Regions from separate parts of the Homo sapiens genome. Here regions 1, 2, 4, 5 and 6 are each linked to region 3. Evidence: chromatin contacts called from ENCODE Hi-C or POLR2A ChIA-PET data. All regions are on one chromosome and are shown on one strand. The core of a region is the stretch at or near the end of the contact, and the rest is flanking DNA. Distances in the headings are between cores, read along the strand shown.

What was found. Hi-C counts contacts between places; a loop is a spot of excess contacts on that map. ChIA-PET counts read pairs that join two places held with the same protein, here RNA polymerase II (POLR2A). Pooled maps may share reads with other maps.
Region 1: a loop to region 3 is called in a map of CD4-positive, alpha-beta T cell, with 13 times the contacts of the local background. The contact joins the promoter of RACGAP1 here to the promoter of EIF4B in region 3. A Hi-C loop is called at or near these places in 1 of 168 maps with a recorded cell type or tissue (CD4-positive, alpha-beta T cell), 2 of 37 single-sample maps with no recorded cell type and 5 of 50 pooled maps.
Region 2: a loop to region 3 is called in a map of B cell, with 19 times the contacts of the local background. The contact joins the promoter of LARP4 here to the promoter of EIF4B in region 3. A Hi-C loop is called at or near these places in 2 of 168 maps with a recorded cell type or tissue (B cell and CD8-positive, alpha-beta T cell) and 9 of 50 pooled maps.
Region 4: a pooled map shows a loop between it and region 3 (17-fold over the local background). The contact joins the promoter of COX14 here to the promoter of EIF4B in region 3. A Hi-C loop is called at or near these places in 8 of 50 pooled maps. POLR2A ChIA-PET finds 5 or more read pairs at or near these places in 2 of 52 experiments (CD4-positive, alpha-beta T cell and activated naive CD4-positive, alpha-beta T cell).
Region 5: a pooled map shows a loop between it and region 3 (11-fold over the local background). The contact joins the promoter of TMT1A here to the promoter of EIF4B in region 3. A Hi-C loop is called at or near these places in 1 of 168 maps with a recorded cell type or tissue (heart right ventricle) and 5 of 50 pooled maps. POLR2A ChIA-PET finds 5 or more read pairs at or near these places in 1 of 52 experiments (activated CD4-positive, alpha-beta T cell).
Region 6: a map of CD4-positive, alpha-beta memory T cell shows a loop between it and region 3 (11-fold over the local background). The contact joins the promoter of DIP2B here to the promoter of EIF4B in region 3. A Hi-C loop is called at or near these places in 1 of 168 maps with a recorded cell type or tissue (CD4-positive, alpha-beta memory T cell) and 5 of 50 pooled maps. POLR2A ChIA-PET finds 5 or more read pairs at or near these places in 1 of 52 experiments (K562).

The regions. Positions count from the first base shown.
Region 1 is chr12:50,023,336-50,028,047 of GRCh38, reverse strand. RACGAP1 (Rac GTPase activating protein 1) reads left to right here and starts at 2,554. Exons shown (of 17, transcript NM_001319999.2): 1 at 2,554-2,650. RefSeq lists enhancers at 448-742, 2,602-2,691.
Region 2 is chr12:50,399,199-50,403,680 of GRCh38, reverse strand. It overlaps LARP4 (La ribonucleoprotein 4), which reads right to left and starts at 2,796. Exons shown (of 16, transcript NM_052879.5): 1 at 2,653-2,796. The coding sequence starts at 2,670.
Region 3 is chr12:53,004,861-53,009,152 of GRCh38, reverse strand. EIF4B (eukaryotic translation initiation factor 4B) reads right to left here and starts at 2,697. Exons shown (of 15, transcript NM_001417.7): 1 at 2,657-2,697. The coding sequence starts at 2,669. RefSeq lists enhancers at 1,839-2,582, 2,583-3,326.
Region 4 is chr12:50,109,109-50,113,815 of GRCh38, reverse strand. It overlaps COX14 (cytochrome c oxidase assembly factor COX14), which reads right to left and starts at 1,580. Exons shown (of 2, transcript NM_032901.4): 1 at 1,515-1,580. It overlaps GPD1 (glycerol-3-phosphate dehydrogenase 1), which reads right to left. Exons shown (of 8, transcript NM_005276.4): 8 at 2,503-4,393. The coding sequence ends at 4,297. RefSeq lists enhancers at 1,251-1,300, 1,311-1,550, 1,771-2,030, 2,091-2,140.
Region 5 is chr12:50,923,667-50,928,032 of GRCh38, reverse strand. It overlaps TMT1A (thiol methyltransferase 1A), which reads right to left and starts at 3,018. Exons shown (of 2, transcript NM_014033.4): 1 at 2,497-3,018. The coding sequence starts at 2,994. RefSeq lists enhancers at 2,138-2,681, 3,695-3,904.
Region 6 is chr12:50,503,410-50,507,981 of GRCh38, reverse strand. It overlaps DIP2B (disco interacting protein 2 homolog B), which reads right to left and starts at 2,997. Exons shown (of 38, transcript NM_173602.3): 1 at 2,742-2,997. The coding sequence starts at 2,841. RefSeq lists a silencer at 2,585-2,694.

The DNA.
Region 1 (4,712 bases), core at 1,305-3,804, 3.0 Mb after region 3:
TGTCATTGAGTCCGTTACAGGATCAAGTCCAATCCGTTCCTAGTGTGGTCTCATCCTACTTTGCCAGTCTCTCCTTTTCCTTCTCAGGCCAAAGCTACTCAAGAAGCATCACACTCACTTAACCCCCAACATCACCTGAAAGTTGAGGTAAATGTTCCTTCACAGCCTAAACCTTCATAAACGCTTTCTCGTGTATTGATTGATTGATTGATTGATTGATTTGAGATGGAGTCACGCCCTGTTGCCCTGGCTGGAGTGCAGTGGCATGATCTCGGCTCACCACAACCTCTGCCTCCCGGGTTCAAGCGATTCTCTTGCCTCAGCCTCCCGAGTAGCTGGGATTACAGGCGTCTGCCACCACGCCTGGCTAATTTTTGTATTTTTAGTAGAGATGCGGTTTCACTATGTTGGCCAGGCTGGTCTCGAACTCCTGACCTCACGATCCACCCGCCTCGGCTTCCCAAAGTGCTGGGATTACAGGCATGAGCCACTGTGCCTGGCCTTGTGTATTTATTAAATATATGCTTGCCTCATTCTTCAGAGGTCACATGATCTTCCTATTGCCAGTAATTTTCCATTCCCTTCTCTCCTGTAAATTCCTATTCACACAAGACCCAGCTCAGATCAGTCTCTGCAGGCTTTTTTAACACTCCCACTCCCCAGATAGGATTAATTGCTTCCTTGTCTGTGCTCCTAAAGTACTTTATACATGTCTTTGTCCTACTACTTATTTCATTTTATTATAGGTATCTAAGCAGGCACAGGCTAATGCAATCAATGAATGCTCCTGACCTTGAAAGGTTGTTAGGAGGATTAAATGGGATAACAAATGCACAGTTCATATTTTCTTTCTTCATCCCTTTCTTAATAATATTAATAATAATCTGTATTGCAGTTTACCAAGTATAAACTTTGATAGTGTACCACACTGTGTCTCAGTCGATCTGGGAATAAACCTGTGAGATAGAGATGGGATTATTATTTCTACATTATACTTGGAGGAAGTGAAGTACAGAAGTATTAAAAAGTGATAATATGGGTGGGTCAGCCGAACGCCTGCTATTGTTCAAGGCCAGGTGGAGTGCTACTGTCTGTAATCCCAGTGCTTTGGGAGGCTCAGGTGGGAGGATCACCTAAGGCCAGGAGTTCAAGACTAGCCTGGACAACATAGTGAGACCCTTCTCTACAAAAGATAAACAAACAAGCAAAAGAATTACCTTGATCATGTGCCTGTAGTCCTAGGTATGAGGGAGGATCCCTTGAGTGTAGGAGTTCATATTTGCAGTGAGCTATAATTGTGCCACTGCACTCCAGCCTGCGTGACAGAGTAAGACCCTGTCTCTAAAATAAAAGTGGAGTCAAATTTTCGGGTTACAAAATTTGTGATGTGATTTTTGGATAAAATACAATTTTATATATTTATGGTGATGTTTTGATGTATGTATACACTGTGGAATGACTAAATCAAGCGAATTAATATATCCATTACCTCACATACTTTATTGAGGTGTGTGGTGAGAGCATTTAAGATCTACTCTTAGCAATTTTCAAATGCATTATACTTTGTTATTAACTACAGTCACTGTGTTGTACAATAGATCTAAATTTTCCTCTAACTGAAATTTTATATCTCTTGACCAACATCTCCCTAATCTCCCTCCCCCAAATCTGTGATCTTTCTTTTCTTTTTTTTTTTTTAAATTAAGGACCAATGTGACAGTAAGTGATCTTTCCTTTAAACCACAGCGCTTCTTGTATGCTCCAGCCAGTATTTTTCCAAATTGCGGGTAGCCATGCGTTGTTGAGTAGTGAGTTCTGGGTACTTTGCATGTAGTAAGGATGAGCAGAGTTTTCATTACCCGGTTGCAACGTAAAATGTATTTCTCACTGTGGGTCCAGAGTTTTTAAAAAGCATGAAAGCTCCTGTGCTAGCACAATGCCAAGTTCTAAATAACGTTTATTAAATGGAATTATAGTATTTTATTTTCATTTTGTATTTATTTTTGTTTTCTAGAGCTATCGCCTCCATTCGTAGCTACTGGACAGTAGAGACCATACCATCTTTATTTTTCCGATTCCCAGTGGAGTGCTTGTGATGATGTGGGCTCATTCAATGTGTGTCAAATAAAAGTCTGAATGGATACATCAATGGAAGGGATAATATAGCTCAGTGAATGTGCTTGAAACTAACTGCTGTTCTAACTCCTGGTATTCTTCTGATTCTACTGTGAGAGCTGACATTGTTCAGTTAATCGTTTCCAAGGGCCCTAGTCCCGCAGACAGTGAGACCAAGAATAATTCGCATTCAGGAAGTACCACTTGCCCTTAGTCAATATGGCATCCTGAATGACTTCCGGAAAGGGCACCGCAAAAAAAAACAAAAAAAACCGAAAAACCGTTGACATTAGTCAAAATGGCCACCTTTGGCTTCGCTTTGTCAGAATGCGCATGCTCATTCCCGTTCCCGTCACCTCCGCGTGGCCCTGACGCGTACGTCACACCGTAGAGGGACGGCGCGGGAGGAATAAATTTCTCTGTGATTGGTTGGTGAAGGTTTTCAAACCGGAGCTGTGGGCGCGGCGCTGCTCTGCCGTTGGGTGAGGCGCGGAGCGAAGTGAAGGGTGGCCCAGGTGGGGCCAGGCTGACTGAAGTGAGTAGTGGGGGTGCCAGACCAGGTGCGTCTGCCGCTGGATTGTGATAGGAAGCAGAGTGTTCGTGTGGTGAGCCGTGGCCGCCGCGGGGGTCCGGGACAGCGGGACAGCGGGACAGGCTGGCAGCCACAGCCTCTCCACTCGGGCTTTTCTGGGGTGGGGGTCGTGGCAGGTCGAATGGACGCGGCCTGGGAGGGTCGGGGGCTTCTGTCTTGGCGCCGGGTTTTGTGGAAAGCCGGGGGCGTCTTTTTGAGGTGGTGGCTGGACCAGGGCAGGAGTCATCCTAAACAAGAGTCTCTCAGTCAGATACGAGTTTAAGAGTGGTTGGAGTGACACCCCATCGTTTTCGAAGGGAAGAGCCCTGGTGTTTGAGAGGCCCGGGCGGCCTGCAGTGGAGCCCCTCTACTTCGTGGGTCTCGTATGTCTAGGGAGGCAAGGCAAGGCAATGACATCTTGTCCTTCTCATCCTGATTCTTACCCTCAGTAACAACGAGGCCTTACTTGTACACTTTCACGTACATTTCTCTTCACAGGATTTCATCCGTAGGCCGAGAGGTGTGTGTCGGAAAGTGGGGGTAGGTGGGTAGATAAGCCCTTTTTTTTTTTAAGAAAGCATTATCTTTCTAATGTGTCGGGTAAATAAGCTTTCCGAGTTATTGTAGGTGTTTAGAGAAGGCGCCTTTCCTGTAGCTTAATCATTCAATAAGTATTTATCTTTTGGAGGGGACTTAAAAAAATTTTTGTATATTTAGGGGGTACAAGTGCAGATTTCTTACATGCATATATCGCGTCGTGGTGAGGTCTGGTCTCTTAGTGTCCCCATCACTCAAATAGTGAACATTGTACCCAATACGTAGTTTTTCAACCCTCAGCCCCCTCCACCTTCCCATCTTTTGTATTCTCCAGTGTGTATTATTCCACTCTGTATGTCTGTGTACCCATTGATTAGCTTTCACTTATAAGTGAGAACATGCGGTATTTGACATTCTGAGTTATTTCACTGAGGATAATGGCCTCCAGTTCTATCCATGTTGCTGCAAAAGACGTGATTTCATTCTTTTTTATGGCTGAGTAGTATTCTGTGGTGTATGTCTGTCTATATATTACATTTTCTTTATCCAATCCTTCGTTGATGAACACTTAGGTTGATACCGTATCTTTGCTACTGTAAATTCTGCTGTGATAAATATATCAATGCAGGGGTCTTTTTGATATACTGATTTCTTTTTTTTTTTTGAGACGGAGTCTCGCTGTGTCGCCCAGGCTGGAGTGCAGTGGCGCGATCTCGGCTCACTGCAAGCTCCGCCTCCCGGATTCACGCCATTCTCCTGCCTCAGCCTCCCGAGTAGCTGGGACTATAGGGGCCCGTCACCACGCCCGGCTAATTTTTTGTATTTTTAGTAGAGACGGGGTTTCACCGTTTTAGCCAGGATGGTCTTGATCTACTGACCTCCTGATCTGCCCACCTCGGCCTCCCAAAGTGCTGGGATTACAGGCATGAGCCACCACGCCCGGCCGATATACTGATTTCTTACCCTTATACCCATTAGTGGGATTGCTGGATTGAATGGTAGTTCCATTTTTAGTTCTTTGAGAAGTCTCCATACTGTTTTCCATAAAGGTTGTACTAGTTTACTTTTTTTTTCTTTTTCTTTTTCTTTTTTGAGAAGGAGTCTTGCTCTGTGGTCCAGGCTGAAGTGCAGTGGTGCGATCTTGGCTCACTGCAAACTCTGCCTCCCGGGTTCAAATGATTCTTCTGCCTCAGCCTCCGGAGTAGCTGGAATTACAGGTGTGCACCACCATGCCTGGCTAATTTTTTATTTTTAATAGAGATACGGTTTCACCATGTTGGCCAGGCTGGTCTTGAACTTCTGGCCTCAAGTGATCAGACTGCCTTGGCCTCTCAAAATGATGGGATTAGAGGCGTCAGCCACCATGCCTGGCCTGTTTACTTTCATTCAATAGGTATTTCTTAAGTGCAAAGTGTAAGTAGAAGACAGTCTTATTTGGTCTTAAAGAATGTGCAGTTAATTTGGGGTAACAGAACTTAAAAAGATAACT
Region 2 (4,482 bases), core at 1,547-4,046, 2.6 Mb after region 3:
GATTAACCCTGCCAAAGATGATCCACAAGCAAGTTGGTTTAGTAAAGCAGTTCTTAACCTCTTCTGTGACACAGACCTCTTTAGTAGTCCAATTAATCTATGGATCTCTTCTCCGTTTTTTTACATTTCTAAAATATATAGGATCACAAAGTAAACCAATTATATTGAAACGCAGTTATCAAAATATTTTAAAATGTCTAATATAGCAATACGTTAACAATATTTTTGACATATAGCAAGTAATGAGCATAAATATTTCAAGATAACTGCAAAAGCTGTAATACATGTAAAAAAGTGATTTGTCTTGGTGACAAGGTCACATACACTGTTGCTGCCATTAACATTTAAAGAATTTTCACTTCTTTTCCATTTAGATTTCAGTTAGAAGCTAGAGAAAATAAACACGCAAATTTTTTTCCTCAACCAAGCTTAGGTACTTACTTCCTCAATTCTATCCAAAAACCTAGATTAAGAACCTTTGACTTATGGGAAAGTACAAAAATAATTTTGAAGCCAGAAATTTATGTTCTAGAAGTCAGACTTCAGACTTTAGCCCCCACATTATTTACACTTGAATGACCTTAGACATCTAACTTCTGAGCTTTGGTTCTCTCACTGAGAATAATTCCTCTATCATGAGGTTACAGGGATCAAATATTAGTTAACAAAACGCCAAACGACCAACATGTTGTTTTTCACTGATTTTAATACCACATATTCAGCCCCAAATATTTAAAGACAGTTAATTTTCAATAAAACTCATATGAGAAAATGAAGAATGACATAGTGACTCACAAAGAAAATGATTAATGGAGATACAACTTTTAAACACTAGTTTGGCGAGAGATACGATAGAATTTGTCTAACCTGGGGAGTCGGACAGGCCTGAATTGCTAACATCCCGTCCATGATTTGACATCAGCATGACCTGGATCTAAATCCCAGTTAAACTACTTTACTTTTACTAAGTAAAGTTACTTTAACCTCTGGGGCTCGGTTTTGTCATCTGTAAAACATATTAAGTATCGCTTTAGAGACAGGAGAAGACCTAGTTTAAACAATAAATGGAGCTGTTATTAAAACTTACATTTTAATAAAGCCAAAGGAATCAATTTGGAAGTCAAAAGTATATTGTGGAGTTCCTGTCAATATAAACTTCACAATCTTTCTTCTGCCCAGCAAAACACACACTTAAAACCTGTGGTATTTACATAGCATAACATTCCTTAAAAAAACTGGCTGGCACTGGCTTAAAATCTTATCTGATTTCTTATTCTGCCTAAGGAAAACAACAATGAGGACAGAAAACAGTAAACAGAATGAGTTCAGTAATTTTAAGTCTTTTCATGATTTCCCCGGAATGTTCCAATGAATGTTTATTATGAATGTTAGATACACTCTAATGTAGCAGTCTTTTAAAAAACTAATTTAAAGATATCAAGCTTATCGGCGACACAATATCAGTTAGTTTAAAGAGAAAAAAAAACCGTAAAATCATTTATTTACTTTATGCTGGAATATTACGGAGTAAGATTTTCCCACAACCCGGAAAAAAAAATCTGCCATAGGCTGGCCCCGGCTCCTAGATTCATTATACAACCCGTAAATTCCTTCCCTCATTGAAAAGATTCTTCTTATGGGCATAGTTAACAAATGCCAAGTTGCGAAGTTGCAGCTTTGCTGGTTTGACGTTTTCACAATGTAAGAACAATATGATCTGGAATCTACTCAAAGCATTAGCCAGGCAGTCAGCTGACGCTCACTGCACACAAGAGGACAGAATTAAGGGAAATTAAATTTCGTATTTCTGTAAGGCAGGTATCCAACTCTATCTTGAAAACTAAAATAGGCCAACAGCAGACGTTCTAGTTTAAGTAATAAAAGTGTCTCATTGTTCAAATAACATTACAAAAAACGGCTTTTCCCGGAATAAGTTTCCCTCATTCTTGGAATTTTCCTTGTAAAGGGCTTTTAATCGGTTCATAGAACCAACCCTTCATCACGCAGCTGCTGCTTGAGTAACTTTTACAAAAGGTCAAAGCGGTGCCTTTCAAGGCTTCCAAACCCTACTGGCTTCTCCTCGATTCAAAGTAACTCGCTTTCACCCACAGAACGTTCCAGAGACCTAGGGACGGGGCCCGGGCAGAATTTGGTGGAAGTTGCTCAAAAGAACTTTTCAATTTTCTTTTCAAAATACTTACCGCATTTCACCTTTCTCCATCCGTGGCCCCACATGTTGCTCGCCTCCCTCCCAGAGGGGCCCCGCGAGGCCGCGCTCGGCCCCCGGAACGCGCCCACCTGATTACCCTCTCCTCCCTCAGACTCCGCCCCCCAACCCCCCAATGCTGCCTCCTTTAGGAGGTCCATATGGGACACTTTCCCCTTCCTCTGAACCTCACCGCCACACCAGAACAGCCCTCCGTTTTTCTCCTTCAATTCTTCTCCACTACGGGCCTCACCTCCCATAGCTTCCTAGAGTGTTGTGAGCGCGCAGAGGGAAGCTGCAGGCCTGCTCGGCCCAGGTGCTGTGTCAGCCTATCTGCCGGTTCCGCGGCGTGTACGGCCCGGAAAGTCACATGGCGGTGGGACCGGCCGGCGCCTCTACACTCCTGCTCTCCTAAGAGCAGGACGAGACTAGCATAATGCACTCACCTCCACGAAAAGCAACATGTCGTCCTCTGCTCAGCCCAATCGTTCCCGCCGCCGCAACTCCAACTGGCTCACAGGCCCGCGCCCCAATTGCTAGGATAAGGACACACACTCGCCTTGCCCCTCCACCCGGCAGTGGACCCGGCTCCTCCCCTGCCGTCAGCCGCTGCGGCCTGACCCGCCCAGTCCCACCTCCCTTGAAACAACAACTGCTTCCGGGTCTAGGGAAAAATTGTTTCCGGGAGAAAAGAGAGCCCTCGGCGCGCTCAACTTTTGCACTATCTTTTCCAGCAGCAGTGTGGGATGTACTATCATCTGTCGGGGGGAACGATTAGAAGGAGACGCCATTCTGTGGCACGGGGATGTGTAAAAATCGTAATGACACATTTTATCACTTGTCAGATAGCTACACAGCACTGATAATTCCGCAGTTTTCATAGTTCACAATCTAGATTTGATTTTTAAAGCCGACCTTGGCGAAGTGTACTGAACAAACCAACCCTGCCGAAAAGTGGTGGCTCACAGAAGAAAAGTAGACAAGAAAAAAAAAACAAAAAACTATGATACTAGCAAATATGTTAATAGCAGCTAATGTATATTAAATGCTTACATTGTGTTTGGCACTATACTAAGCATTTTATGTTAATTGATCTTAAAACAATTCTATGCAATAAACACTATTATTATCATCCCCATTTTACAGTTGAAGAAGCCCTCTAGGAGGTCGGGTTTCCCTTTAAAGAACTTTGCCCCAGGCTCATTTGAATTAATTACCCATGTCACCGCTTAATATACCAGTAATAACACTTAATCTGGACAGTGTCTTCTTTGACGTTCTGTCATTAATTCAAACGAAATACAATAAAAACAAAATTTTTAAAATTATCTATAATTTTTGTTAGATGGTCCAAATTCCTTATTGTCTTTAGCAATATGTAGTAGGATAGATCGCTCCCACTTGTATGTCCTAGTTCAAACACTCATCTTTTGAAATAATCATGTCTTGGCTGGGAAGGGTGGCTCACGCCTATAATCCCAGCAATTTGGAAAGCTGAGGCGGGCGGATCACTTGCGGTCGGGAGTTCAAGACCAGCCTGGCCAACATGGTAAAACCCCATCTCTACTAAAAATACAAAAATTAGCCAAGTGTGGTGGTGCACACCTGTAATCCCAGCTACTCGGGAGGCTGAGGCAGGCGAATCGCTTAAACCCAGGAGGTGGAGTTAATAGTGAGCCAACATCGCGCCACTGCACTCCAGCCTGGGTGACAGAGTGAGACTCTGTCTCAAATATAGTAATAATAATAGTAACGAATAAAAATTGGCCGGACACCGTGGCTCACGCCTGTAATTCTAGCACTTTGGGAGGCCGAGGCGGGTGGATTGCCTTAGCTCAGGAGTTCAAGACCAGCCTGGGCAACATGGTGAAATGCCATCTCTAGTAAAATACAAAAAATTAGCCAGGCATGGCAGTGTGTGCCTGTAGTCCCAGCTACGTGGGAGGCTGAGGCAGGAGAATTGCTAGAACCTGGGAGGCAGAGGTTGCAGTGAGCCAAGATCACGCCACTGCACTCAAGCCTGGGTGACAGAGTGTGACTCTGTCTCTAAAAAATAATAATAATAAATAAAAATGAAATAATCATGTCTTGATCTTTTCCAATGGATTTTTCCATTCTATTATTTAAAAAATCTTCCCAAAGTGAAGGTTTCATTTTCACCAAACCACTGTTACTTGATTTCAAGACTTTGCCATTCTGATCTCATGAAATCCTCCTTGCTTTGCCGCAAATGGAATCTCCTCAGATACCAAATTAATTCCACCACCAAATTGCTG
Region 3 (4,292 bases), core at 1,448-3,947:
CCAGATAAAGAAACTGAGATTCAAGCGGTAACTGGCTTATTACTGGCAAGTCTACTAAAGTAGTCACAATGAAAATTTAAGAAAAATGAAAAACTTCGTATTTTTAAGATTTTTTTTTGAAATGGAGTCTTGCTCTTTTGCCCAGGCTGGAGTGCAATGGCACAATCTCGGTTCACTGCAATCTCCCCCTCCCAGATTGAAGCGATTCTCCTGCCTCAGCCTCCGGAGTAGCTGGGATTACAAGCACGCGACACCACGCCCAGCTAATTTTTGTATTTTTAGTAGAGACAGAGTTTCACCATGTTGGTCAGGTTGGTCTCCAACTCCTGACCTAGTGATCCGCCCGCCTCGACCTCCCGAAGTGCTGGGATTACAGGCGTGAGCCACCGCGCCCGGCCTTTAAGAATTCTTTTTAAGAAGCAAAGCAAGGAATTAAGTGTACTGGCTCAATGTATCAAGTTTCTAGGAATTCAAACTATCCTCATTCTATAGTTAGTTCTGAGACCTACCTTAGTTCTTGAAGGTCAATAATGGATCACACTGGAAACTGGTATTGCTGCAAAGAATTTTTTGGTCTCATTTAACAGTAAAAGAGGCGTATGAAGTTGTTTTATGTATTTTCACACAGAACACATAACATCCATTTCCCACATCAGGGAATACTGGTTACTTCACAAAGCCAGTGTGACTGGAAAGAGGAGCGGGGAAACAATCCGATAAACCCCAGATTCCTCAAGAACAGACTGAAAGATGTGACTTGTGCTCAGATACCAGTACCAGCTAAAAAGATTTACTGAAGTGAATTAAAGGAGATGAGGGTTTTCAAGGGGGTAGAGTAAATATGGAAGAACAAGAGAATGGGACGTCAGAGTAAATCCCTTTTATCAGTCTGGATTTCCCTCAACTCGGTAAAACGAAGGACATGAATTGCTGTCCTATGTTCCGCCTCTAAAAATTACACAAAAGTTAAGAAAACACAGATTTTCTTCACTAAATTACGATACTAAACTGTTAAGGTGGCAAATCCAGACCAAGTAAGTACTTTAAGCAATGGTTAGTTTAAAATATATTTAGGACTTTTACTAGCCCACTGGAGAAAAAAATATGAACATTTTTGTAAACTTCAGATGCTTTCGGGCAGCGTCCTAAACTGATGATGACACCTTGATACTTTTAAGTTGCTAAGGAGTCTCAAAGATTATGACCTTGCTCTGCCAGCTGAGAGCAGTGTGGCCTTAAATAATATTCCTTAGCTGAGAAATACCACTAGCTCTCTGCAGTACCTCAGGATGGAAGGAGACAACATGCACAAAAGTGCTTGGTCAACTGTCAAGCGTTACACCAATGAAAGATGTTCAAATGCACCTCAAATTTCTCAACATTTTCCAAAGCCAACCAAAACCCTTAGCTTCTTTGTAATAGAGACGATGAATTACTAGGTAAGAAATGAGCACCCAGAGATAGAAGTTCAAATAATGTTTTGAAGAATGCAAGGTCATGCCAGAGAAAACAAACTATATTCCTCAAACTAAAATCAATGCTACAAGATGTTGGGTCATCACTGCTTTTATAAGCCCATTAGAAATGTAATTAGACTTGCAAGGCACTGATACTCCCCTCCAAGGTTGTCTAAAGAAGTAAGCAACTCCAGCCATTAGTAAGCACTATTTTAAAAGTACCTGCTGGTAGTTGCACAGTTACCTTAAAAAAAAAAAAAAAAAAAAAAAAAAAAGGCTGAAATCTACCATTGGAGCTATCCAAATTCAACCAACATGGAAGCGCCGGAAGCGAAACCTGATCCTGGCATATAGCTGCGCTGAGTAAAAAATGCCTCCAATTGAGTATGAGAAAAAAGCCTAGAAGGAAATCTAGGTGCACACCGGTGCTTCTCCAACACGTGGGCGCACCTAACTGGATTCCCCACCCCCATCTAACGCCAATAGCACCAACCTCCAAGGCTAACACACACACCCTTAGAAGAATACAGGCACAGGGCCCACACTCTAGAAAGGGAAGAGACAACCTAAAAGGACATAAGTGCGCAACACAGGCGCGTTAAAAAGCTTCCCATCTGGGTTCTAGCGCACGCATTGAAGGCGCGCCCGTCTCTACTACCCTCGTGTCTCCTACCGCGCACGCGCACCGCTGCCTTCCCCCGCCCCTCCACCAACTCGCGCTCGCGTTCCAACTGCTCCCCCCCACCACACTTACTCCCCTACCCCCCACTCCGGTCCGCTACAGCCTCGCGCCTTGGAGACGTAGTCTAATGTGCACTCGTCCGCGCAGCAACCGCCTCCTTCCTTCCTCCACGCCTTCACGCGGGCACGGTGATTCACGTCTACGAAAAGGCCTCGCACCACCCGCACACCTTTCTGCGCCTCCTTCCCCAATTCAAGCCAGAGTCTACCATTACTGCCTATTCCAATCTCGCGCAGAAAGGGTGAAAAGAGTGTGAGGGGGAGGGGAAGGTGTCCTTCCCCTCCCCCCCAAACATCCAGAGGCAGTAACCTAACAGGGCCACGCCGCCAGCCTGCCGCAGCCCTCAATTCAGAAAGGAACCAGTGCCAGCAATTCCCCGACTTCAGGAAATCAGTGGATCACGCTCGGAGGGGGGTTTCAGAGCCCAGTCCTTGGCCGCGCTCGGCTGCTCGCTCACCTGAGGCCGCCATGTTGGGAGAGGGAAAGAGAACGCAAAAGACCCGGATGAGGCAATCACGTGATTATAGCGGGCGCGTCGAGCTAGGAGACGCGAAGCTGGGAGGGGGCGGGGAGGTGAGGACGGAGACAGGAGGCGGGGCGGCGCTGCTCTAGGTTCGTAAAGCTGCGCGGCGAGGTGGCACGCCGTCCGACGGGAAGACATGCGCGACATGTGGCCAAAGGGGCGGGGCCTGGGTTGTCGCGAAACCCCTCACGCTTTACGTAGGGCTACACGCGAGCGCGGGGCTGGAGCTGAGTCCTGGCCGGCCTCCTGACGCACAGACTTCCTGCCGGAAGAGTGGCGGGAAGGGCGGGGCTTCGCTGCTGCTTCTGCTTACTCTGCACGGAGCCGGTGATGGGTGTGGCGAAATGGATGTGCTGAAAGGGAAGATTCTGAGTTTAATGTACTTTTTTGAGACGGAGTTTCGCTCCTGTTGTCCGGGCTGGAGTGCAATGGCGTGCGCGACCTCGGCTCATTGCAACCCCCGCCTCTCGGGTTCAGGCGATTCACCTGCCTCAGCCTCTGGAGTAGCTGGGATTACAGGCGCCCACCACCATTCGCTGCTAGTTTTTTGTATTTTTAGTAGAAACGGGATATTTCACCATATTGGCCATGCTGGTCTTGAACTCCTGGTCTCAGGCTATCCACCCGCCTCGGCCTCCCAAAGTGCTGGATTATAGGCGTGAGCCACCGCGCCCGGCCTAGTTTTTAAAAGCCACATCAGAAATCACTGATTTTATTTTTATTTATTTTTATTTTTTGAGACGGGGTCTCGCCCTGTCTCCCAAGCTGGAGTGCAGTGGCGCGATCTCGGCTCACTGCAGCCTCAACCTCCGGGGCTCAAGCAGTTCTTCCACCTCAGCCTCCTGAGTAGCTGGGACCACAGGCGAGTGCCTCCAGGACCAGCTAATTAAAAAAAAGTCTTTGTGTGGAGACAGAGTGGCGGGCTTGGGGGGGGCGGTGTGTCTCCCTGTGTCGCCTGGGCTGGTCTCGAACTCCTGGACTCAAGCATTCCTCCCTCCGAGGCCTCCCACAGTGCCGGGATTACAGGCATCAACCACTGTTTGTTTTCAAATTACTTTTTGTAAAGGCAAAACAAATCGAACGTCTTGTGTAAGAATGGTTTTAATGAGGCATATTTAGACGGAATAAGAAGGTAACAAATGCTGAACACTTAATTGTCATGGGCTTTTACCTCATTTAATGGTCCAATTTGCTGACTAGGTTTAGTCCAACTTAGGCCTTTAGGATTTCTGAGACTAGGGCTATTCATGCTTCCCCTAGCTGATGTTCCATTTCATTCATTAAATGAAAATTTTTGTTTCCCACCGTGTGCCAGGCACAGACACTTGCGGGTACAACATGGAATAGAACTGTCCCAAAAGAGGTTATATTCTAGTGGGGGAAGGACAGATAATAAGCAACTAATAAAATATTACAACAAGTATTCTGTGAGTAATTAAAACAAGGTGGTGTAATAAGTTATTAGGTGCAACTTTAGATTGCCTGTCAGAGTAGACCTCTGAGGAAGTGACATTCAGACAGAGGTCTAAATTACAAGCTGCCATCCCTGGGAATGTCTTCTGAAGAGGTT
Region 4 (4,707 bases), core at 331-2,830, 2.9 Mb after region 3:
ACTAAAAATACAAAAATTAGCCAGGCATGGTGGCACATGCCTGTAATCCCAGCTACTCAGGAGGCTGAGACAGGAGAATCATTTGAACCCGGGAGGCGGAGGTTGCAGTGAGCCGAGATCGCGCCACTGTACTCCAGCCTGGGCGACAGGGCGAGACTCCGTCTCAAAAAAATAAATAAAATAACAAACAAATAAATAAATAAATAAAATAACGGCCGGGTACAGTGGCTCACGCCTGTAATCCCAGCACTTTGGGAGGCCGAGGCGGGTGGATCACGAGGTCAGGATATCGAGACCATCCTGGCTAACACAGTGAAACCCCATCTCTACTAAAAACACAAAAAATTAGCCGGGCGTGGTGGCGGGCACCTGTAGTCCCAGCTACTCTGGAGGCTGAGGCAGGAGAATGGCATGAACCCGGAAGGCGGAGCTTGTAGTGAGCCGAGATCCCGCCACGGGACCCCAGCCTGGGCGACAGAGCAAGACTCCGTCTCAAAAAAAAAAAAAAAAAATTGCGTAAACGTATGGGTAGAAGTGCGATTTTGTTACATGCATACACTGCATAGTGGTCAACTCAGGGCTTTTAAGGTATCCATCATCTTTTATCTACTTTTTGTTTGGCACTTAGAGAGTAGTACATCGGCCGGGTACGGTGGCTCACGCCGGTAATCCCAACACTTTGGGAGGCCGAGGCGGGAGGATGGCTTGAGCTCAGGAGTTGGAGACCAGGTTGGGCAACATAGGGAGACCTTTTCTCTATTTAAAAACAACAACAACAACAACAAAAAAAAAACCTTTTTTTAAAAATTACCCGGGCGTGGTGGCGCACACCTGCAGCCTGAGCGACAAAGCAAGACCCTGTCTCAAAATAACATAACATAACATAACATAACATAACATAACATAACGTACATCATGCTACGGAGGCCGCTAAAAAGAACATGGCTTCTGTCATACAGGAGCTTATGGTCTCATGGAGAGGCACTGTGAGAGTTCAGAGACAACAGCTCAAAGACAGGGTGGGGGCTTGAGAAAACTTAGCAGAAAGGTGTAGGGGTGGGAATCGGGGTGGGAGTGGAACTGTCTTTTTAGAAGGATGGCCTGGAGAAGAGGAGCAGTGAGAGCATTCCAGGAAGTGAAAGCGGTCAAGAGGTGGAGCTGGATAGCCGATATGCACGAAGGGTGCCCCGGAGAGCCACTTATCAGGACGCAGAGGTCTATAGAGCAAGGAAGAGGCAGAGTTGGAGCGTGGAGGGTCGAGACGCCAGGCAGGAGTCGAGGTTTGACAGGATTAGCGCTGAGCTCTAGCAAGACTGACCTACTGCTGCGAGGAGCTTGGGCTTGGGCAGGAAGCAGTGCAGCTCGCGGTCCGCAACGCAACAGAAGCGGGTGAATTCAAGGGCACCAGGCCTGCAGACTAGGGGATGGGAGGACGCGGCAAGCGGAGACTGGCCCAGGTGGGCGCGCAGGCAGTGGGACTGGCAGCCCCTGCTCGGCCCTAGCCGGCAGCGTACCTGGATGCTGCAGCTCCTTCGCATCCAACCGAGGCCTCCTCAGGCAGGCAGGGTCTCGAGGCCACTGTCTACGCAACTTCCCAGCACAGCCGAACGCAGCACTCGGAACCAGACACGTGAGGGTAGCGTCCCTGGACAACCCTGAACGCCTCAGCTATTGGTGCAGAAAGCAACTTTCTCCCTCCCACCTGCCGGGTTAGCCTCTAGGATTCGGCTTGCCGCGCTATAAAGGGAACTGCGCATCAGACGCGGCACAACTCCGCCCACTAAGGCGGGAGTCCGCGCAGGCCGTCACTCTGGCTGGAGGCCGGCTTTGAACTTCCGGCTTCCGGGCCCGTTATCCTTACTACGCATCCTCAGACGCGCCGTGCTCTCGGAGAGGCCCGCTGAATTCTGGGGGCTGTGGTTTCTCTCCCTCGAGGGAGGGTCTTTGGCGAGCCAAGCTCTGGAACCGGAAGTTTTAGGATGCTAAATCAGAGTCAGCCAATCCTCAGCCTACGGTGCGGTGACGTCGCCAGTAGCTGGGTAGATTTTCGCAGCCGGCCTTCTGGAGGTGGATCGCGCGCCCCCTAGAGCCCGGCTGTGGGCCTAGTCCAGGTAGGGGCCCGAGGGGCACCGCGATGCCTGGACCGCTAAGGATGCGGCAGCTTGGCCCGTGACCAAGGAATGGGCACAAGGGATGAGAGTCTAACGTTTCCGTCCCGTGTGTGATCTCTATTCTTGCAGGAGGCATGATAAAGCCCCTAAGAAGGGCCGGCAAGGCCGGGGCCAGCTTGCGGCGAGGGCGGGAGGGGGCGCTGGCGGGAGGGGAGAGAGAGGGATGGGGACTGAGTGGGCACCGCCGCTGACCCCTGGAGTAGCTGCGATTATGGAGGAGGGATTTCTTTTTTCATTTTTCCTACGGTAAGAGGGAAAACATACGTGCAATGATACGCGCCAGCACACGCACTGCCACATGCACTGAAGCTCCCTCTCCCAACTCTTCTTGTTTCTGGAAAAAACACGCTTTATTGGGTAGACAAATAGGCCTGATGGGAAGGCCTGAGTCACAGTGCACTGGGGAGTGAACAAAAGTAGGCAAAGTGCTTGAAGCTTCCCCTTTGCCCCCACCTTAACCTCCTGGGGAGGCAGCTCTGGACACTCAGTACCCAGACCTGGGCTCAGCAAGGCCTGGGGTGACTGTGCCCCTCACTCCTGCTGCCTGATCTGGGCAGCCCCACCCTTCACTGGTAAGACAGAATTCTCAAGGGATAGGCGCAGAGAGGAGCCCGCCTCCCTGGTTCATTGGAGAGTAACAGGGTTTTAGCATAATGCTGGCCAGAGCCAGTGTGCCAGGTGCTGCCACACAGGAAGCTGACAGCCCTGCTGGACGGGCGGGAGCCTCTCGGGCCCTCCGGACTATTTATAGCTGGAGGCCTAGGCTGCTGACCTGTGACATTCCTCTGCTGCCACCCCATCCTGGAGCAAGGCAAGTGCAGAGCACACTCCTCCTCCTCCCCTCCTGTTCTTTCCTCACCCCAGGGAGTAGGGTGGTTTTGATTTTCTTCCTCCTCCTTGAGTTTCCCAGCTCTCGAGTTGCTGGTGTTGTCAGTACCTCACGAGAAGGCCCTCATTCAGCAAAGAGAGCTGCCCTTGGAATATTGGTGCCCACCAACATAGGAATCTGCTCACCCTTCCCTACCGTTCATCAGCCTTTGGGCCACCCTCTGGCCTGCTGGCTTCCAGATGCCAGGCATGGTTAGCTGGTTACCCTGGCCGGTCTGGAGCAGCTGAGGAAGAGGTGCAGAGTTTGGGAGGAAGAAAGGGGTGGAGTCAGGGATGTCCTCTGGGGAGATAGCACAGGAGGGGCCCAGCTGACACCTCCCCCAGCTAGAGCTACTGAGAAGGAAGCCTGGGTGAATACAAAGGTCACAGGGAGCTGAGTGATCTGAGCCTGTTATGAAAGGTGTAGCTCTGTCAGCAGATTAAGTTCCTGCTCCCCAAAGAGGGTGCTGGCGGGGAGGGTGAGGGAAGGCTTGGAAAGGTCGCACAGAGTGGGGAGGAGCTGGCAAAGAACTAGGAACCGGGAAGTCCCTGGGGAGAATGTCAAGCCACCGAGCTACAGATGCCAGCATGGCAGCAATTTGGGTGCCAGGGCAGCCTGGGGGAGGGGGAAGGGGGAGAACCAGAGGTTTCTGAGGACACAGATGTTGCTAGGAGAAGCTAAAAGGGGTTTGTTTGAGATCTTTGTATTTTGTTAACAAACACTGAGATCCATCGAAGCTGTGTGGGTCCTGGCAGAGGTCAGCAAAGGGGTCCTTGGGGCCTGCATCAGCTCAGAAGCCCAGACCCCTCCCTGACAATCCTTGCCTCATCGCTCCTGTGGCTAAGATACTTCTTCAGCCCTTTAACAGGATTACTGGTGTATGTGAGACAGCCACTAGCAGCCCCTGCCCTACCGGCCTCTCCCCCAACCCTTCTCCACATACATCACCCCCGCCACCAAGCAGGCAGCACTGGGGCTTGATTCCACCCCTCCCAGAGGATATGGAGAAAGCCCCACATCTGGAGAGGGACAGGGCAACTGCATTTCTGGCAAATGTGGTGGCATGAGGCTGCCAGTGGCTTGACAGTTCAGGATCTCCAGGTGCGTAGCTGGGCCCCATAGCCTCCTGTCCTCCAGTGAAAAGATGAGAAGACTCTGCTCCCTGGGAGTCCTGGAGATCCTGGTGACTAGGTACCCCAGGCTTCTGCTGGTCTCCACTGGGGTAAAAAAGCGGCCTGGCCTGGGCCCTGGCCCCACTCACATATGTTCTGGATGATTCTGCAGGCAGTGGATGAATTCACCCACTGGCTGGCCCTCGTAGCACACCTTGTACACAGCCATGAACAAGGGAAACCTAGATTGGAGAGGGAAAGGCTCAGCTTAGCCTCCCACTCCTGGTCCACTCTACCCCCACCCCCACTCACTGCCTAACCCTCCTGTCCCTTGCCCTCCCACCTTGGAGCTCAGGAAGGATGGCTGTGAGTTTCTACCTTCTGAGAATGTGAACTCCCTAGCCCTAGGTTTAAGGTCAGATTGCTAATTGCCCTGCTCCCTACCATGTTGAACTGGCCTGCATGATTCTCTGGCTTGGATTTTCTGTGCCAACTGGGCAACCCACTTTTTTTTTTTTTTTTTTTTTTTTGAGACAGACTCTCGCTCTGTCGCCTA
Region 5 (4,366 bases), core at 1,769-4,268, 2.1 Mb after region 3:
GCCAACATGGTGAAACCCCATCCCTACTAAAAATATAAAAGTTAGCCAGGCGTGGTAGCATGTGCCTGTAAACCCAGCTACTCGGGAGGCTGAGGCAAGGAGAGTCACTGAACCTGGGAGGTGGAGGCTGCAGTTAGCCAAGATCATGCCACTGTACACCAGCCTGGGCGACAGAGCAAGACTCTGTTTCAAAAAAAAGGAATATTTGCATTTGCATTAAAGAGAGCCATGTCTACTAGCTGTGTAACTTTGGGCAAATTCCTTAATCTCTCTGAGTCTGTTTCTTTGTCCTAACATGAAGATATGTACTTTAGAGGACTGTTGACAGGGTTAAATGAAAATGTAATAAAGTTCCCTTGTTATATCCAGCAGAGAGTGGGTGCTTGGCAGGAGCTAAGGAAGACTATCACGAATGTGATAACTTTAAGAGTTCAATTGATTTTTGGCACTGGAAAACTGAGATAATAATTACCTGCCTTGCAGCGGTGTTGGGAGATTAGTAACACTGTAAGCAAAACATCTACTAATGTGCCAGTTGGTGCCCAGTCTTAGCATATAAGAACCCAGCATTTGGGTATAAGAATCAGTCCTTTTTTATTTACTACTCTGATATTGAGCCAAGACAGGATTGTATGATTTTCCCTAAACCCTATCTCCAAGTTCTTTTCTTCCTGAGGAACTTCCTCTATTAGAAAATAAAACTGATGGTTGGGCATGGTGGCTCACACCTGTAATCCCAACACTTTGAGAGGCCAAAGTGGGCAGACCACTTGAGCCCAGGAGTTTGAGACCAGCCTGGGCAACATGGCGAAACCTCATCTCTACAAAAATACAAAAACTAGCTGGGTGTGGTGGTGCATGCCTGTAGTCCCAGCTGCTGGGAGGGTGGGGAGGCTGAGACGGAAAGATTGCTTGAGTCCAGCAGGTCAAGGCTGCAGTGAGCTGTGATCATGCCACTGCACTCCAGCCTGGGTGACAGAGGGAAACCCTGTCTCAACAAAAAATGAAAACTGGGGATTACAAAACATGCCTTTCCCCCAGAAGAGTAAATTCAAATGTTAAGATATCCATATCTTCAACTTTGTTCAGAATATAAAACGATTTTAAACTAGCTAAAAATAATAAGGGTAATATGTGAAAACTACATACAGGTATAAAGAATTACAGACTTTACGGAAAGGTTTAAAATGAAAAGTAATTCTTTCCCTGAATCCAATCCCATTCCCCAAAGGCAACCACTGTTAATAGTTACTTGTCTGTCATTCCCATTAACTTATACACATATATGTATCTCCTCTCCCTGCCTCACACAATGGGCATGTGGTGGGCCTACGCTCTACCTAACATTCTGTGGCTTGATTGCTTTTTGTTTTCATTAAACATTATCCCTTGGGGATTTTTAAGTATCAGCACAGATAACTCTTCTTGTTCTTTCTGACAGCTGCACAGTGTTCCTTTATACAATATGACAACTCACTTACATAGCATCCTATTGATAGACATTTCAGTTATTTCCAGTTTGTGCAATTACAAATTCTACTTAATATTCTTGTGTATGGACAAGTTTTTGCATGTGGATAAAAGAGTATGTGTGGTTTAAATTTTGATATTATCAGATACCACCCAAAGAGGGTACCTCTTCTAATGTGTATGGTGGTGTCCAGTCCCCTAAACCCACCCCAACCCTATACTGACCTTAAAAGAAGTCCCTAACAGTATAATAGGTAAAATTAGTATCTCCTTTAATTAACTCTTTAAGTTTGAGCACTTTTGTCCTATAATTGGTTTACATTTCTGTTCCTGTTATTTGCCCATTTTCCCTTTTGTTTTTCTTATTGAAAAATATTGATCTTATTGACATGTAATGTCTTTTAACATGAGGGAAGTTAACCCTTTGTCTATCATCCCTGGCAAATATTTTTTCCAAGCTTGTTTTGTAGTTTAACTTTGTTTTGGGGAGTTTTTTTTTCTTATTCTTTTTTTTCTTTCTTTCTTTTTTTTTTTTTTTTTTTTTTTGAGATGGAGTTTCACTCTGTTGCCTAGGCTGGAGTGCTGTGGTGCAATCTTGGCTCACTTTAACCTCTGCCCCACCAGGTTCAAGCGATTCTCCTGCCTACAGGCACCTGCCACCATGCCTGGCTAATTTTTGTATTTTTAATAGAGATGGGGTTTCACCATATTGGTCAGTCTGGTCTCGAACTCCTGACCTCAAGCGATCTGCCTGCCTTGGCCTCCCAAAATGCTGGGATTACAGACGTGAACCACTGTGCCCGGCCAGGAGGTTTTTTCTTTATAGCAGTTTTAAGTTTTTATATTCAGATTTATCAATCTTTCTCTTTATAGCTTCTCTCCCACGCTAAAATTTTAAAAAATTCTACAGTATTTTCTAGTAGTTTACTTTTTATGTTAAAATGTTTCAGCCACCTGAAATTGACAGGCCTGCCCTCTATGATAATAGCTGCTACTAACTAGTCCTCCTCACACCCTTTCACTCACCGGTCTCAGCACTCTGCACACCTCGCGGAGAATCCGCTCCTGGTTCTTCACAGAGCACAGCACCAGGGTGCAGACCACCACATCCACAGAGCCATCAGCCACCTGGTGCATGTTCTCCCCGGCAGCTACCACAAAGCGCTCAAACTGCAGGTGTCGGTTCTCTGCAATGCTCTTGATCAAAAACTTCTCAAAGTTGGGGTTGGGGTCAATACAGGTCACCCTGCACCCAGGTGGGTAGAACTTGAAGTTGGCCCCCGTGCCACAGCCCACTTCCAGCAGGGAGAGTTTCCCGGAGGGGCCCGCAAACTCCTGCAGGTTACTGAAGAGCTCCCGCTTCTTGCTTGCCATCTGTTCGTTGTATATCACAGTGAACCTCACCAAGAAGTAGGGGAACCATTTTTTGCATATCCAGCTCCACAAGCCCAGAAAGTTCAGCAGGTACAAGGGAAATGTCAGGATGTAAATGGCCAGTCTCAGGATAAAGATGGTAAGCTCCATTGCTCAGAAGGGAAAAAAACAGATCAACAGTTAGAGACCCGACTCCTTTAATTGCAGGAGAGAGGCTTCTGGCCACACTCCAGAGCCAATCAGCTGCAGAGGAGAAAAAGAACTGGCTGTGCTGGAAAGTCAAATCATGGGCAAGAGGCCAATTTTGCCTAATAGATGTTTGGCAGCAGTCGATTCAGCTTAGTTTTCATAAGGCAAAATGAGAAGGTTCCCAGCTTTTCCTCAGAAGGAAAGTGGATTATAATCCTTTATTCCTAATCGATTCCTGTTTCCCCTTCTCTGGGTTTGGAGACAGCTGCTAGCTTCCTGCTAGAGTTTTATAAGCGCAGTGTACTTACACCCCACCGGGCTCTCCAGTGACCTCTAAAAGAAAACAGAATTCGTGGGTGGAGCCTGGTCAAACCACACCAGAAGAGTGCTGCCAAGGCCCCTTTATCATAACACATCCCCCTTACTTCCCCCGCCCAAACCCTGTTTTTTTTTTTTTTTTTTTTTTTTTTAAAAAAAAAAAAAGGAAGTGAAAGGACATGCATGCCCGGCCACAGTCAGCAAGAATTCTCTCTTTTACATTCTGGGCAGAGGCTCTCAGTGTTCACAACTCAACGTTTTTGTAAACCAAAAATAATGTTCTAAGGCCTCTAACCATCTGAATGGACTTTCTCCTTGGCCAGGGCGCTTTTAAAATTTAACTTGAGAGATTGTTTCAGGCCATGAGGGGAAGTGGGGGTCAGATATGCCTCATTATACCTCAAGCCGGCATTCACATCAACGCAGACCTTAAGTACATTTACAATCTATTCTCTCTGAAGCCTGCTACTTGGAGGCTTCATCTGCATAATAAAACTTCAGTCTCCACAACTCTTATTGCAACCCAGACATTTCCTTTCTATTGATCCCAGGTCTTTAGATAAACTCAACCAATTGTCAACCAGAAAAATTTAAAACGTACCTATAACCTGGAAGCTCCCTGCCTCGCGTCGGGTTGTCCTGCCTTTCTGGACTGAACCAATGTATTTCTTAAATGTATTTGATTGAAGCCTCATGTCTCCCTAAAATGTAGAAAACCAAGCTGTACCCTGACCACCTTGGGCACATGTTCTCAGGATTTCCCGAGGGCTGTGTCACAGGACATGGTCACTCATATTTGGCTCAGAATAAATCTCTTTAAATATTTTACAGAATTTGACTCTTTTTGTTGATATTTTAAAATCACTGTTTTGGGCTGTACTTCCCCTTTTAAAACAATTTTTGGCTCAAGGAAGTCAGTTTGTGGGCTGCCCTTCTTTTAAAGGACAAGCCTCAGTCTTCAAAATGTGCCTAACTACTCGATTACTCAGCTAATTTGGATAAAAATATTTCCCAG
Region 6 (4,572 bases), core at 1,748-4,247, 2.5 Mb after region 3:
AACAGCATACAGCTCAGATTATTGCTATGATTAGGACCAATGACAGGCTGAACCTTAAAAAAAAAAAGAGAGAAAGAAAGAAAAAATGAAAATAGAGAAATGAGTGCACCAATGTCAGCAAGGCATGATAAACACACAGTTAAAAGCATCTTTAGCGGTGGCTCACGCCTGTAATCCTAACACTTTGGGAGGCTGAGGTTGGTGGATCATTTGAGGTCAGGAGTTTAAGATCAGCCTGGCCAACACGGTGAAACCCGGTCTCTACTATAAATACAAAAAAAATTAGCCCGGCAGTAGTGGCGCTTGCCTGTAATCCCAGCTACTGGGGAGGCTGAGGCAGGAGAACTGCTTGACCCTGGGAGGCGGAGGTTGCGGTAAGCTAAAATCGGGCAACAGTGTGAGACTCCATCTCAAAAAAAACAAACGAAAGAAAAGCATCTAAAACAAAAAAAGACAAAGTACTTATGTTAGAGCAGAGTAACTGTAGAGAAAATGCAAAACGAACAAACCTTAGCTCCAAATATGCTACAGGCATCACAAATAACACCATACTACACAGATATGGGGACTTTTGGATTATTTTAACTTCACTTGAATTCCTAATGTCTATCCACTTCTCCAGCCAACCATCCCCTGTACTTTAAGCAAGAAAGATGACCAATATGCTGACACTGCAGGCCCAAGTTTTTCAATTGTATTTTTTCCAGTCATCCATTGCTAAAACAAATGAAATACAAGAAGTGTAGTATATCTATAAGAAACAAATTCAAACCAAGTCAGATGCCAACCAAAATAATCCTTCATTGGAAAGCAAACCATGCACTTGTCCTTAAAATGTTTAAGCCTTGGCATTCACAATTTGTAGAAGTTTCACACCTTTCTGAAGGAGAGAGAGGTGAGCTAATCAGTGTGGGTCCTAGAAATAGTTCCTCAGAATGTTTCTAGACATTCTAGAGATGTCTAGAAACACCCAGAGATGTAAACAACAATCAGCTGGAAGCAGATATACCCAGAATAAGGAGCTTCCAGGATTTCCCTCTCCGTGTGAAAGCAATCAACTCCTATTTTTAATCTCCCTCTGACGCAAGCATCCAGGCAAACCTCTCTCTAATCAAAGCTAGATGATTTGTTACTTTCAAATAGCAGTTTTAAAAGTCAGATTTTAATGCAAGTCAACACAGATTTAATGTCAATGCTTTAGTCTAGGAGAAGAATGAGTTATCTTGAGAGACAGAATTGATGGTAATGCAAAAAGCTCCTCGATTTTCGAAGCGGGGGGAACTTAAGGTATAACTGGGCAGACAAACCCAGAGGATTCCTATCTTCTTAAACACTTCACAGAAACAAACTAATCTAATACCAGTGATTCCCGGGACTGGCCGAAGAATAACTTGAAAATTGGATTAATTGAAAAATAACATGTTGATAGTTAAGTACAGGTAAAAACAGCACTTTCCTACACATTGGGTTATTAAAAGGGTTATTAAAAATAATTATTTCCTTCAGTGCCCAACAGGATTTATAACATTCAACTCTATTTTTGGTTTTTCATTGTAAAGGATTCTCAGAGGGGAGGGAACCATAATGCCTTAATAAGTAAACAATAAGTAATGTTTAATAAGCTCCTGGGAGTTGGTCACATTCTTCTTTTCCAATCAAGAGTTTTTGATCCACTTGAAAAATGCTAGTGAAGAGGGCCTTCCACAAGGAACTCAGTAAGAATATGCAACTCTGGAGACACAATCAAAGTACTGGTATCAAGCTTGGAGAAAATGCTGCTTTTGTCTCAGGGGCAGCCAGTGATAAAAACAGGAACTTTACACAGAACTGATCACAACTGCCCCAGAAGCCTGATCACATGCCCACAACGGAGCACTGTGTTTCTCTCATTGTTGTACAAGGAGTTCTCTAATAACAGTGGCTTGATTTATCCCATTTTTTTTTTTTAATTCTGAAAATAAATCGAACCCTCCCTGTCCCAATCCATTGTCAAAAGAAAGAATGCCAGCCAGGATTTGCAAGTAAACGGTAGCCTCCTCTCCTTCCTTCATCAAAGACTCCAAAAGGTGACCAGATGCGGAAAATTCGGCCCGAATAACAGGCACCAGGAAAAAAAAAAACTTCTTATGACAAAGGTGGTCTAAAAGCAGCACCGTGTGTCTCTCTGGGTTAATGCCATTGCTTCTTATCTTCCTAGGACCCTAAATGGCTCACCCGCTTGTGTCTCACTCCTGTCACTGGGGAGGCATCGCGCATTGTTAAAGGAAAGAGAAGAAATGATGCTGCGGATTTCCCATGTGTCTCTTTTTGAAAGGGGGAAGGGGGGGCTGGAACAAGGCGTGGAGCCCTCCACGAAAAGGGGAGAGGAAAGGAGAAAGCTGTCAGCCACCCTCCTCGCAGCCCTACCCCTCACCCCACCTGGGCCAGACGCCTGGGCAGAAGCGGGAGGGCGCAGCTTTGTCTCGGGTTTTGGGGGGCAGGAAGCGCAGAAGCAGTGTGGGCCCGGGAGGACCTTTCCACAAGCCCTTACTTAGTCCCCTCCATGGGAAAACAATGAAAGCCACAGGAAACCACTTAATGGGGTGGGAGAGGAGGGAAAACGGTCGTGGAGCGCCAGGCCAGGTTCTCTACACCCTCGTCCCCCTCGCCGCACGGCCGCCAGAGCGCGCGGCGGGGACCTGTCTCCCAAGTCGCCGCGATCCGCAGGGCCCCGGGCGCCCTCTCCCCGGCCCGGCTCCTACCCTCCGAGAGCTCCAGCTCCAGCTCCGCCAGCTGCGCCCGCACTTCAGGCGGCAGCGCCGCCACCGCGGCCGGCGACGGCTCCAGGCCTCGTTCCGCCATCCCAGCTCCGCCAGCCACACTCCGGAAGACAAGAGAGGGGGCCGAAGGAGGGACGGACAGACACGGGCCCACACCCGGCTACAGGATCCGGCTCCGGCCGCCGAGCACCACCAGCACCGCCGCCGCCGCCGCCGCCGCCATGAGCAAAGGTCACGTGAGCGCGACGGCCCCCGCCCCCCGGCCAGGAGGACGCACCGCCTCTCCAGCCCAGTCAGGCTGAAGACGCATATGCTTACGGCGCCCTCTACTGGGAAGCTACCAGAACGACGGGCCCAAGCCCACCACTCGAATTTCCCTGCGCGAAATGGGCTCATGGTATGGACTGTCGGCTTTACCACAGTAGTGTGGACACATAGCATTTACCTTTCACTCTCGAGCAAGTTTTTAGGGGTCCCAGGCCTTACTTTTTCCAATACTAGACTTAGCAATGTATGTCTATCGTGTCCTTTACTCCATTTTCCCTGATTAATACCTGCCCATTTATAAAAACCTAATCACAGGCCACCTCCTTCGCTGTGGCTCCTGGTCCTATCTGCCAGGAGCTCTGTTTCCGTTTCAGTTTTAGCTTTTAAAAAGACAGGCGCGGTGGCTCTCGCCTGTAATCCTAGCACTTTGGGAGGCTGAGGCTGGTGGATCACCTGAGGTTAAGAGTACCAGGCTAGCCGACCGGGCGCGGTGGCTCACGCCTGTAATCCCAGCACTTTGGGAGGCCGAGACGGGTGGATCACGAAGTCAGGAGATCGAGACCATCCTGGCTGACACGGTGAAACCCCGTCTCTACTAAAAGTACAAAAAATTAGCCGGGCGTGGTGGCGGGCGCCTGTAGTCCCAGCTACTCGGGAGGCTGAGGCAGGAGAATGGCGTGAACCCGGGAGGCGGAGCTTGCAGTGAGCCAAGATCACGCCACTGCACTCCAGCCTGAGCGTGAGCGCGAGACTCCGACTCAAAAAAAAAAAAAAAAGAGTACTAGGCCAGCCTGGCCAACATGGTGAAACCCCGTCTCCAATAAAAATACAAAAATTAGCCGGGCGTGGTGGCGGATGCCTGTACTCCTAGCTACTCAAGAGGCTGAGGCAGGAGAATCACTTGAACCCAGGAGGCAGAGGTTACAGTAAGCTGAGATCGCGTCATTGCACTCCAGCCCGGGCAAGAGAGCAAACACTCCGTCTAAAGAAAAGAAAAAGACAATAGAGAGCAGGTCCACTTCTTTCTTTCTATACTTCTAACTACTTACAAGGAGGGAACTTACTTTAACTCATCCTCCTCACTCTGTGGCCTAATAGGTGTTCCAAAAACATTAATTTTAATTTAATATGAAGAGGGTCCAAGGCTAGGTGCAGTGGCTCACACCTATGATCCCAGCACTTTGGGAGGCCAAGGTGGGCGGATCACCTGAGGTCAAGAGTTCGAGACCAGCCTGGCCAACATGGCGAAACCCCGTCTCTACTAAAAACACAAAAATTAGCCGGGAGTAGTGGCACATGCCTGTAATCCCAGCTACCTGGGGGAGCTGAGGTAGGAACGTCGCTTGAACCCGGGAGGCCAAGGTTACAGTGAGCTGAGAACATGGCGGCTGCGCTCCAGCCTGGGCAACGCAGTGAAACTGTTTCAAAAAAAAAAAAAAAAGTCAAGGCCGGGCGTGGTCGCTCACATCTGTAATCCCAGCACTTTGGGAGGCCGAGGCAGGCAGATCACCTGAGGTCAGGAGTTGGAGATCAGCCTGACCAGTAT